2 separate regions of the Homo sapiens genome follow, and region 2 is linked to region 1. The links are chromatin contacts, found by Hi-C or POLR2A ChIA-PET in ENCODE. All regions are on one chromosome and are shown on one strand. The core of a region is the stretch at or near the end of the contact, and the rest is flanking DNA. Distances in the headings are between cores, read along the strand shown. Region 1 overlaps LGR4 (leucine rich repeat containing G protein-coupled receptor 4). Region 2 overlaps LGR4 (leucine rich repeat containing G protein-coupled receptor 4).

Region 1 (5,713 bases), core at 2,368-4,867:
TTCTTATAGCTATAAAATAAGTAGAAACAAAACCCTACCAGTAAAACTGAAGTAAGGGTTTGCTCCAATGCATTAGGCACCCAAAAAGCCTAACATTCAACCGTAATATACTGGAGGTCAGAATACGTATTATTTAGAGTTTTAACTTTTGTTAATCTAGATGCAGGGTTGCCTAAATCAAACTCTGGCCTCTCATACTACTCACTGGCCACTCCTTAAATCTTTTAATCCTGAACTAAAAGAAACTGTGCTTAACCTAGTTCCAAGCATGTTGACTACGCAGAAAGAAAATACACAGCCAGCTGTGAAACTCTAAAATTGCATTACTTACAGAACTTTGAGTTCTTTCAACCCAGACAAGGCCTTTGGGTGGATAAAAGAAAGGTCGTTGCCCGCCAATTGTCTAGAGAAAAAAAAAAAAAAAGTAGCAAGAAAAAAATAGTAATTCAGACTTAAAATTCAGAACTTACAAAAACCTAATCTGTGATTAAAACTCTATGTTAAACATTTCTCAAGTCTATCTGACATTAAACGTGGACTTAAACCCTTGCTAAAATGATCCTGTGAATCTTCCAATGAGATAAATGTCTCTAGAATTTTTTTTTAAGTCCCAATACAATAATTTAAGCAGGCACATTTTTATTCTGGTGAGGTCAAGCAAGCCAAAACACATTAAACCAAATTAAGTTTGCTATTCATGGTCACTCTGCAGCTTGCAGTGTTTTCTAAGGGCCTCATAAATACAAGACTACTGGTCAGCAGGCAAGAGTGTTTATACAGATTAGAGCAAACCAGTCTGTCAAGGAAGAATGCTTTTGGGAGGAAAGTCAGCCTGTTATCTCTGCATAACCAAGGGCAGCATATCCAGTGCAAAAGAGAGGCAAAAAGTGTGAGTCATTGAAAGCATAACTTTCCAAACAATGGCCTATATATTTTTTTCTGAAGTAAAGAGGTTTTCCTAAAGAAATTTTGACATGACAAATTCAAGTGGAGATAAAAGTAGAATAAGGAAAGGATAAGAATTCTTTGGATCCTTTTGTAAGAAATCTGAGCACCCAATTCATACTGAGCCCTACTTTTCCTCCTATTTCCCTGGGCATAGAGAAATAGAAGAAAAACTTGAACAGAGGATATTAGGGAGAAGAATCAGGATGCAGGGCAGTGATTCACATAAGTTAACTTGTAGACAGGTGAAGTGAAGGAAGGTTTTCAAATGTGTACTCAAAAATGATGATTGTGTGTTCATATGATCAAACACAGGACTCTCCTGGGTCCTGGTTCTGTCAGGGATACTCTCCTAAACAGCTAGATTCTGTAACTATGTATATATATATTTTAATGCTCTCTTCTACACATGTCTCAGGACCACATAGTCACCAAGTCCTCCTTTAAAATTCCTCTGTTAAAATTTATAATTAAATTTTTTAATTTAAAAAATATATAAAACTTAACATTTATAATCCCTCCTTTAAAAGGTATGTATTTCCACTATTCTTCCTATTCCCTCCCTAAAAACTCTGCATCCCTAAGCCTTATTCATTAATTCATTCATTAATTTAAAAATGAGTACCTACTAAGTGCCAGACACACAACATCTTTAGGTTCCCCCACTTCTAATCTGTTCTACTTGTATATCCTGATTTTAGGGATACAAGAAAGACACTTTACCAGCCTTAAAATGTGAAGTCACTGTGGCCTGAAGCTCTACTTTTAGATGCATTATTTTCTCTTGAAGTGGTGTTCCAGTTACTAATAAAATGCAAATTGCCCTGGGAAGTGTAATCCTTACCTAGCATTAACACAGAGGCGATTGCACTGAAGATTGGGGGGGGGGGGGGGCGCGGGAAGGGGACAGAAAAGCAAACAGCCAAAAGACCCAGAAACCAAAGGGGTAAGTATGAAGAATTATTTCTTCAATGGCAAGAATAACAATGCCGGATTCTCAGGCGATACCACCAAGTAGCACAGTTCATGCTCCTAAACTAAATTCTTCCTAAAAAGTCCTCCCACCATACACTTTGTTTCTTACAAGGCATCCAAGTACCTAAATTCTACACTGCATTGCCTTTCAAGGTTTCCCCATAACCCAGGCTCACAACAGCTTGCTTTGTGCTGTCAGCCTTGTAGCCTTCACCTCCCAGGGCTCACCAGAAGTAAAACAAGAGACCGAAGAAGATGGTTTTAAGGCCTCTTCAGTTGCTTCCATTTTAAAATATTTCTCTTTAGCAAATCCTCTTGGTTCTAGACTAGCCAGCTTTATCACTACATTTTTTACTTACTTATTTATTTTATTTATTTATTTTTTGAGACGGAGTCTCACTCTGTCGCCCAGGCTGGAGTGCAGTGGTGCAATCTCAGCTCACTGCAATCTCTGCCTCCTGGATTCAAGCAATTCTCCTACCTCAGCCTCCAGAGTAGCTGGGATTACAAACGCCCACCACCACGCCCAGCTAATTTTTGTATTTTTAGTAGAGACGGGGTTTCACCATGTTGGCCAGGCTGGTTTCGAATTCCTGACCTCAAATGATCCGCCTGCCTTGGCCTCCCAAAGCACTACATCTTTTAAATGTTTCACCTAGCAACCTCATTTGTACCCCCTTAAACACCCAACTGCAATGCTGCTCCTCTTGAAAGCTTCAGTTCTTATAAATGTGCCCTATGCTTGAACACTCGGAGCTCATAAACTTGGGTCACAAGCTACCGTCTACTGGTTGTTTCTTGTACATTAGTCTTGTGGGCCAAGTACAAATGCCTTCAAGAACAGGATGTGCATCTCAAACTTCTGTTACCACCCACCAACATGCCAATTCATGAAACAGAAACTGCTTTCTCAGAAGCTCCTCCTTGAAAATGCTCACCATTCCGATGCCATAGCATCCCAAAGTCTACCTTAGTGCAAGCTTGGTACAAGCAATCTCAAAGGGACCCCGGTCTCACCCATTAAATTCAACTGATAATGCTCACAGCTGTAATGCAAAGTGCTTAAAAGGTCACATTTTAAAAGATCAAATTGCACCATAAAAGCCATAAGAGGCAGTAGCCATCTTTCCCCAGGGCCTCAGATAGCCCTGTGACTGCTCTTCCAAGTGTTAAAAAGCTAGAGTCCTCCAAAAAAGAAACACTATAAACAGAGTAAGGCTGTTACAGGATTCTTATTATTCTTTTGTCTCTAATATTAGTTGTGAATGTCCTTGTATCTATGGGCTTTCCTTGAGTTCAGCCTATTGTGCTGGGCTCATAAAAAAAAAAAAGTATTTTATAAAGTAACAAAGTGGCAAAATGCAGAACACCTGATTATCTTAACTTGTCAACAGAAAAGAGTGTTTGACCACATTAGCCAAAATATTTGCTTCCTTTTCCCAAATCTCTGCCCGTTTTATAAACCATGAGAAAACTAAAGTCACCTAACTTCAAAAAGCATTCTCTTTCTCCTCTATTTATCTTTAATATAAATGACAAAATGAGCTCTGCATGAGGCTTATCCTGAAATACAAGCCAACGATCTGGAGAAATAAACACTACTAGTATGTGGTGGACAGTGATAATGCTGTCCAAGAGGACACTCTACTTTGATTACTTAGTTTGTTAGTAGAGTAAACATATCCTGTGGAGCCTTCAGGAATGTATCTACGTAAGTTTACGGAGCTGCTGTGTTAATGAGTAACAAGCACAGCAGCGTGGTAAAAGCTCTGCAGCTCCAGTAATTGCACCCGCCAGAAGCTCTTCACATGTTGCTTATTTTATGAGCTAGTATTTCTTATAGTAAACCTTGGGGATGCTTCATGTCTAAAAGCTCAGATTCAGAAAAGAGCAAAGTAAATAAATAGCAAGGTTAGGAAAAAAATCCCAAATTCTTTGGAAGAAAAAAACTATACGCCTACAGTAGTTGCAGACACTGTGATACTGATAGCTGGTACACAAACATTCTTTCATTTTAATCATCTCAAGACAACTGCCCTGCTTTTCTGAGTCCCTGAGTGGTTAGGTGACTTGGCATAAGTCACACTGCTTGTACATGAAGGAGCCAGCATTCCAGTTCTCTTGCCCGGCTGGCTGAAATACTTATCCACTTCTACCTGTATTGTGATGCCTCTGGTAGTCACCAAAAGATTAGGAAATAATTCACAGAAAAGGTGGGGCAGAGTGGACTTGAGCAAGTTAACAGCCTTGTCTGAGTATCAATAGATGTCACCTAGCAGAATAAAGCTAGTAAGGAGAGACTATGCATTAGGAGCCCAGAACTGCAGTTACGGAGAAGTTCCTAACAGACCTACAGTGCCATCCTTCCCATAGCCAAAGATGACCAGCAAGAGGGGCTGAGAATGGGATTCCCTGAGTGCCCAAAGGTAGGGCATGCCCTAAACTCAGTGAGACTTAGTTAAGGATACATACCATTCTCTGTTGTTTGTTTTTTATTATTATTTTTTTTATTTTTTTAGGCAACTCCGGAGGAAAAAGAGGTGGCTGATCCTGAGCAGGAATTTGGCCCTCTATTAGCAAAGACCAGCCACTTCCCATTCCATGCCTGGGTTTGCACTTCTGTGCTATAGCCAACAGTTTTCGTAGCTTCTCACTACTTCAGGACCTATTGGCTGCCCTCAGAAAACCTTTTTCATTGACTAAATCTTGTTATTTATATTTTTCTTTTTGTCCCACAAACAATATTCTTTTACTATTTTCCAGTGGCTGTGAAATACTAAAGGAAAAAGATAATTAGGGTGAAAAAATAAGAGTGAAAGTGGTATGGTTTTCTGTTTGTGAAGGTGGAGAGTCCCAGGCATCAGTTCTTTCCCCTCCGTGTTCTGTTTCCAAAGACCACGAGAGTGTCTCTCTGCAAGGTTTCAACCCATCCACTCTTTGACTCTTCCTGTTATCACCTGATTTTTTTTCCTCCTGGACTACTGCCATGAACTTCCACAGGATTCCTGTCTCAAACCACTTAATCTGAAAAAGCACAATTCTAAGCATTTTCCCAAAGGCTCTCTTTTCCCCTGGTGCAACTAAGCACCGTTATTACATCCAAACACACCATGCATTGCCACCTCTGACTCTTGGCTCACACCATCTCCTTCACTTGAAATACCCACAACTCTGCCCTCTACAAACTGAAGCCTTGTTCAAGTTGTCCAAGTAGGGTACGCTACCACCGGTATGAACTCATGATATCACCTTCCTTTGATTCCACGGGTACCTTAGACAAAGCTATCCCATTGGGTGCATCTTATTCTGCCTTTAGTTCCTTTGTACTGCTCTGATCTTCTTCAATGATCTTATATGTCCCTCATGAGCAGGGACTAGGTCATCTTTATTCTATATTCCCTTGTATGACCCCTTACAAAGACAAGACACTTGGTATTTGCTATAATGTCTCCGCTAAGCCCCATTGTAAGACTCTGGATTTGCAAAGCTAATATTACTACTAAAAGGGTGAGAAAGCTTCCTGATTATTTTCCCTTTTCTGCAACTTTTCTTATTTCATTTCTACTCCCTCACTCTCCTAACAGGAAAGAACTACGTGGCTAAAGTGTCGAATGCCAGGGCAAACATTTTATTTCTCGACATATGCTGGAAGCATATTTTCTTAAGGAAAGGTGGGGAGGAACTCTAAACATGGGAACATCAGTCCACTGGTCCACAGTAGTATCTCAACACACGCTGTGTTGTGCACATGATCACACAGAATTAAAACAAGTCTAGCAGGATTTCAAAGGGG
Region 2 (5,713 bases), core at 1,955-4,454, 61 kb after region 1:
AAATCTCCTGCCTCAGCCTCCCGAGTAGCTGGGATTACAGGCGCCTGCCACCATGCCCAGCTAATTTTTGTACTTTTAGTAAAGACAGGGTTTCACTGTGTTGGCCAGGCTGGTCTCGAACTCCCAACCTCATGATGTGCCCACCTCGGCCTCCCAAAGTGCTGGGATTACAGGCGTGAGCCACCACGCCCGGCCAAGAGGAACTTTTTAAATTTTGTTTTGCCATTGCTTAAGATGGATTCATATTCCTATAGATATTGACTAATTATCTTAATATCTAAATTTCATTCCAGCCTTCCCTGGCTACCCTACTTTAACAGCAAACCACCTTCATCTTGCTTTATTTTCCTTGATGGTATGTAACATTACCTGACCTTTTATATTCATTGTGCTTATTTACTGTCTACCACTAATCCCCCACCCCCCTGCCAGGTAAGTTATAGGAATGCAAGGATGGCATCAGATACTGTTCAATTCTGTGTCCCCAGCACCAAAAACAGTCCCTAACACATCAGACACTTAATAAACAAATGTTGAACAAATTAATTTTTAAAGTTCTGACTTATTATCTCAGTAAGTAATTATTATTTTAAAGTTGAAAGAGTACTGATTCTGTAAACCAAAAATAAAATTCTAAGGGCCCCAGCCTTCTGAATGGAACCCTCCTCTTGGCCAAAGGCATTCCAAAGTTAACCTGAAAAACTAGTTCAGACCATGATGGGAAGGGGAAGTTGGACATGCCTCATTATATCCTACACCCTTTTGGAATTTAGTAAGAGCCAACCAGCATTAGCATCAACACAGACCTGAAGACTTATAAGAAACATTTATAATACAATCTATTCTCTTTGAAGCCTGCTACCTGGAGGCTTCATCTGCATGATAAAACTTTGGTCTCCACAATCCCTTATCATTGGAACTCGGACATTCCTTTCTATTTATTCCAGGCTTTTAGATAAAAACTAAACTCTTTCAGCCAATTGCCAATCCGAAAATTTTTAAATCTACCTATAACCTGGAAGCTCCCTGGCTTCAACTTGTCCCTCCTTTCCAGATCAAACCCATGTCATCTCACAGGTATTGATTGATATATTATGTCTCCCTAAAAAGTATAAAAGTAAGCTGTACTCCAACCACGTCTTCAAGACTGTCTGTGGCTGTGTCACAGGCAAGTCCTTAGCCTTGGCAAAATAAACTTTCTAAATTGATTGAGATCTGTCACAGATACTTTTGGGTTGACAATTCCATGAACCATTATACAAATATTTGTAGCTCTCAAAGAATAGTTTGAATAAATAAAATTATTGGCCGGGCACAGTGGCTCATGCCTGTAATCCCAGCACTTTGGGAGGCCAAGGCAGATAGATTGCCTGAGGTCAGGAGTTCGAGACCAGTCTGGCCAAGATGGTGAAACCCTGTCTCTACTAAAAATACTAAAACTTAGCCAGATGTGGTGGCATGCACCTGTAATCCCAGCTACATCAGGGGCTGAGGCAGGGGAATTGCTTGAACCAGGGCGGTGGTGGTTGCAGTGAGCCGAGATCATGCCACCTGCTCTCTAGCCTGGAAGACAGAGCAAGACTCTGTCTCAAAAAAAAAAAAAAAAGCAAAATTATTTGCATTAAACATTTTTATTCACCTCCACAAATTATCTCCTACAATTTCAACAAAGTACTGAGCCCATGGAAAACTGGGAAGACAAGGAAGAAGCACAGGAAATTTTATCTTGTCATCCAACAGACACAAGCCACAGCAACACAAGTCAAAAGTCTTACTAAATGTTAATATTAAATTAAATGTTAAAGATTAACACAGTCAAAGAAAGGACCATCTCTTCTGATAATGCTCTTCCACTTGCCTTCTCTGTCTGTCTTTCTTTCTTTTTTCCAGGTCTCACTTTGTCACCCATGCTGGAGTGCAGTGGCACCATCATAGTTCCCTGCAGCCTCAAATTCCTGGTCTCTAAGTGATCCTCCTGTCTCAGCCTTCTGAGTAGCTGAGACTACAAGTGTGTGCCACCACGCCAGGCTAATTTATTTTTTGTACAGATGGGGTGTTTCATTTTTAACATACCCTGGAGCACTATAAATGATTCTGGTCAAGTCATACAACTAAATGTAACTGGATTTCTCCCCCATTAAATGGGGAATTTGAGCCAGATCAACTGCCAGCTCTTAATAGAGAAGTACACAAAGAAGGGAGGAAAAGTCTAAAAAAAAACAACAACAAGAATTTGGTGTTATGATTTATGTGACTGAAAAGTTTAACAAATAATAACTACCATGTCTATAAACAGGTTAATATAATATACACCATTGGGAGAAACTGACTTTTTGCTTTCCCCATGGAACGACATAGCCTTTTTGATGGGTGGGCCATAATAAACAAGAGTTTTAGATCCACTGCATTAGATGACCTTTAAGATCCTTTCCAAATCTACATTCTAAGGAGCTGAGAACACTTCAAGCACAGAACAAAACAAAACCTCTCCAGAATTAATTCCCCATCTACATAATGAGAAGTTTCCGATACCTAAGACATGTACAATGGATGAACGCCTACATTTAGGAAGAGCACTGAAAGATACTGTTATACAGCCCACTCAACCAAATAACCCTAGTCTATAAAAGCAAGATCCAACACCCTACCTGCAAAACCTCTCATTACTAGTGGTAATAAGTCCTCACTTGCCATGGTTTCTCCATCTCTAAAATGGGGAGAATAATAGCATTGCTTTGGAGGCCTATTGGGAGGATTAAATAGATAACACGTGTTACGCACTTCATTTAGTGCCTGGCATTCAATAACATTATTATGAGCATCTAAGTTAATAACAAGAGGATGGTGATGATATTATCTGAATGGCAGGACAGACCAGAGAGCTCTTCATGACTAAGAATGCAACATAAGTGAAATGAGAAAGCAAAATGCTTCCAGGGGAAGAAGACAACCTTTAGAATCACCAAGCAAATGACTGTTTAGCATGAGGCTGGCTATCACCAGTACATTCAAAATTAAAACTGTGGCCACAGATTCAATCATGAATAATAGCCCTGCTGCTAAAGGAAAGAGCACACAGATCCAAATGGGAACCCATCAAGTCTGTAAAACATTAACAGCTTAATAAACATCAGCTCACACCATCAACACACAGTGTTCGAGTCAACTAAAGAGTACCAACTAAATTAATACCAAGTTGACTAAATGAAATGCCTTGGGGGAGAAAAAGGCTCATGGGTGATTCACTTTTATGCTGACTTCCCTATAAAAACATCTTCAACAGGAGAGGCAGGAAATTCCAGTGAGTGAAAGGGGGCAGCTATATGGAAACCATCATACTGCACATTTTGCTTTTTAATCTACTGCAAAGTTTTGGTTTAAAGGAGCACATTCAGAAATTTGCTCCTTTAGAAACAGAAAAGTGAGTCTGCTAACAGATCTGATCCTCATATACCATGTAAGTGAAGTCCACGGAAGAAAGAAAAAGCCAGTCAAAAAGCATATGACTGATACTTTCCAGACACACACAAAAAAACACTATTAACATGGGAAATGATGTGAAAGCTTTTAAACAAGTATGTATAAAAAGCAAAAAGACCAAGTTAGAGATACTTTTTAAAAGTTCTGCTATGAATAACAGACAACTTCATTTTACACAACAGATTTTGAATCTATTGTGTAGATTTTTGACTCTAAATCAAGTCATAGTCTCCCAGTGTATGCAGACATATAGATGTATGTGTGCTTTTTGGGTACACATTTTTTTCTGTTCTGATTTTTTTTTCCTGTAATAACCTGTAGCTTCTCACCATTTTGTTTCTCATTTCACCTGTTCCTCTTCTGATAAATTGTCAAATATCTAAGCAAACTACAGGGATGAGCAAACTTAAATATGGAACACCTGAGCTTCACAAACTACCACCCACTAACTGTGGGATATTTGAACAAGTTACCTAATCCTTTTAAATCCCAGTTTGCTCAGTGATAAAATGGGAATCCTGCCATGGACCAAGATGGTTACTGTGGAAATTCTAGTTAGCACATGTAAAATGCATAATGTATAGGTAGGCCCAGCAATTCTTCACTAAATATCCATTTTTTAAAAAAATCAGACATTCCAAATATGAATACATTAATAATTCAAACTTTTTTCACTGTAAGCAAAATGCTTCACATTAGGGTAATTTCTACAGGAGTCTCTGGCGGGGATTACAGCAACTGCTAGGTATCATAAAGGGAGCTAAGAATTCTTCTCTTTTAAAAGCAGACATTCTCAGCATAGAGGAGTTTAAAGAACTTAAAGAAAGCAGACATTTAAACAAAATCAGTTTTTAACAGCTTTTGCTAATACTACATACCATGCTAACAATATATTGTGACTATAAGTAATTGGTGATAACAAACCTCACCACAGTCTAAGACATTAAAATTGAGACCAACATTTTCTTATAAACATACATTTACCATATGACCCAGGATCTCACTCTAGGTATTTATGCAAGTGAAATAAATACCTATGTTCATACAAAAACTCTGTGTGAATATTTATGGTGGCTTTATTTATAATAGCCAAAAAGCTAGAAATAGGGCAAATGTCCCTTGACTGGTGAATGGAGAAACAAATTATAGTATACGTACACAATGGAACACTCCTTAGCAATGAAAATGAGTACTGGCCAGGCACAGTGGCTCACACCTGTAACCCCAGCACTTTGGGAGCCAGGGCAGGAGGATCATTTGAGGCCAGAAGTTCAAGACTAGCCTGGGAAACACAGCAAGACCCCATCTCTGCAAAAATTAAAAAAAAAATTAGCCAGGCATGGTGGCACATGCCTGTAGTCCCATCTATTTGGAGGGCTAAGGTAGGAGGACTGCTTGAGCCCAGGAGTTAGAGGCTGCAGTGAACTGTGATCATGCCACTGTGGTCCGGCTTGGGCAACAAAGCAAGTCCCCATCTCAAAAAGAAAAAGAAAAGAAAGTGAGTATTACATATTAATATACGCAACATGTTAGAATCTCAAATGCAGTATGGTGAGAAAAATAGGCCAGACGCAAAAGGTTACATTGTTTTATTACATTTATATGGCATCCTAATAAAGGCAAAACTACATAAAGTGAGGAAACCAAGGTAGAAAATAGTTCAGCAGTTGTCAGAGGTTGGAGGTGAAGAGAGGAGATAACTACAGAGAGGCATGGAAATTCATCAAGTGAAGAAATGCTCTATATCTTCACAGTGATGGTGGTCACATGACTGTATACATTGTGAAACTCATAGAACTGAACATTAAAAAGGATGACTTTTAAAATTGAGGAGCTTGGGGGAGTTTTCTCTATAAATTCATAGTTTTTTTGTTTTCTTAATTTTTTTAAGTATTTTTTTTTTTGAGATGGAATTTCGCTCTTTTCACCCAGGCTGGAATGCAATGGCACGATCTCAGCTTACTACAACCTTTGCCTCCCGGGTTCAAGCAATTCTACTCTCTCAGCCTCCCGAGTAGCTAGGATTACAGCCACCCACCACCATGCCCAGCTAATTTTTGTATTTTTAGTAGAGACGGGGTTTCACCATGTTGGCCAGGCTGGTCTCGAACTCCTGACCTCAGGTGATCCGCCCACCTTGGCCTCCCAAAGTGCTGGGACTACAGGCATGAGTTACCATGCCGGGCCTTGAATTCACAGTTTTGAAAGTCAGGGAAGCAGTCAAAGTAAGGAA

Evidence for each region. A loop is a pair of places that touch in the nucleus more often than their neighbours do. ChIA-PET counts read pairs that join two places held with the same protein, here RNA polymerase II (POLR2A). Pooled maps may share reads with other maps.
Region 2: a loop to region 1 is called in a map of CD8-positive, alpha-beta T cell, with 4 times the contacts of the local background. The contact joins two enhancer-like sites. A Hi-C loop is called at or near these places in 20 of 168 maps with a recorded cell type or tissue (CD8-positive, alpha-beta T cell, Caco-2, Calu3 and 14 more), 2 of 37 single-sample maps with no recorded cell type and 7 of 50 pooled maps. POLR2A ChIA-PET finds 5 or more read pairs at or near these places in 11 of 52 experiments (A549, A673, Caco-2 and 8 more).

What each region holds. Positions count from the first base shown.
Region 1 is chr11:27,392,116-27,397,828 of GRCh38, forward strand. It overlaps LGR4 (leucine rich repeat containing G protein-coupled receptor 4), which reads right to left. Exons shown (of 18, transcript NM_018490.5): 3 at 332-403. Among named protein-coding and RNA genes, the nearest start is that of CCDC34, 32 kb to the left of the region's middle. Within about 2 kb of position 3,618, at least 9 of the 41 ENCODE cell types and tissues checked have a DNase peak (open chromatin) inside an H3K27ac peak, as active enhancers do; they include PC-3 and PC-9, where a contact is called at or near this core.
Region 2 is chr11:27,453,172-27,458,884 of GRCh38, forward strand. The region is part of intron 1 of LGR4 (leucine rich repeat containing G protein-coupled receptor 4); the gene reads right to left. Among named protein-coding and RNA genes, the nearest start is that of LGR4-AS1, 16 kb to the right of the region's middle. Within about 2 kb of position 3,205, at least 3 of the 41 ENCODE cell types and tissues checked have a DNase peak (open chromatin) inside an H3K27ac peak, as active enhancers do; they include PC-3 and PC-9, where a contact is called at or near this core.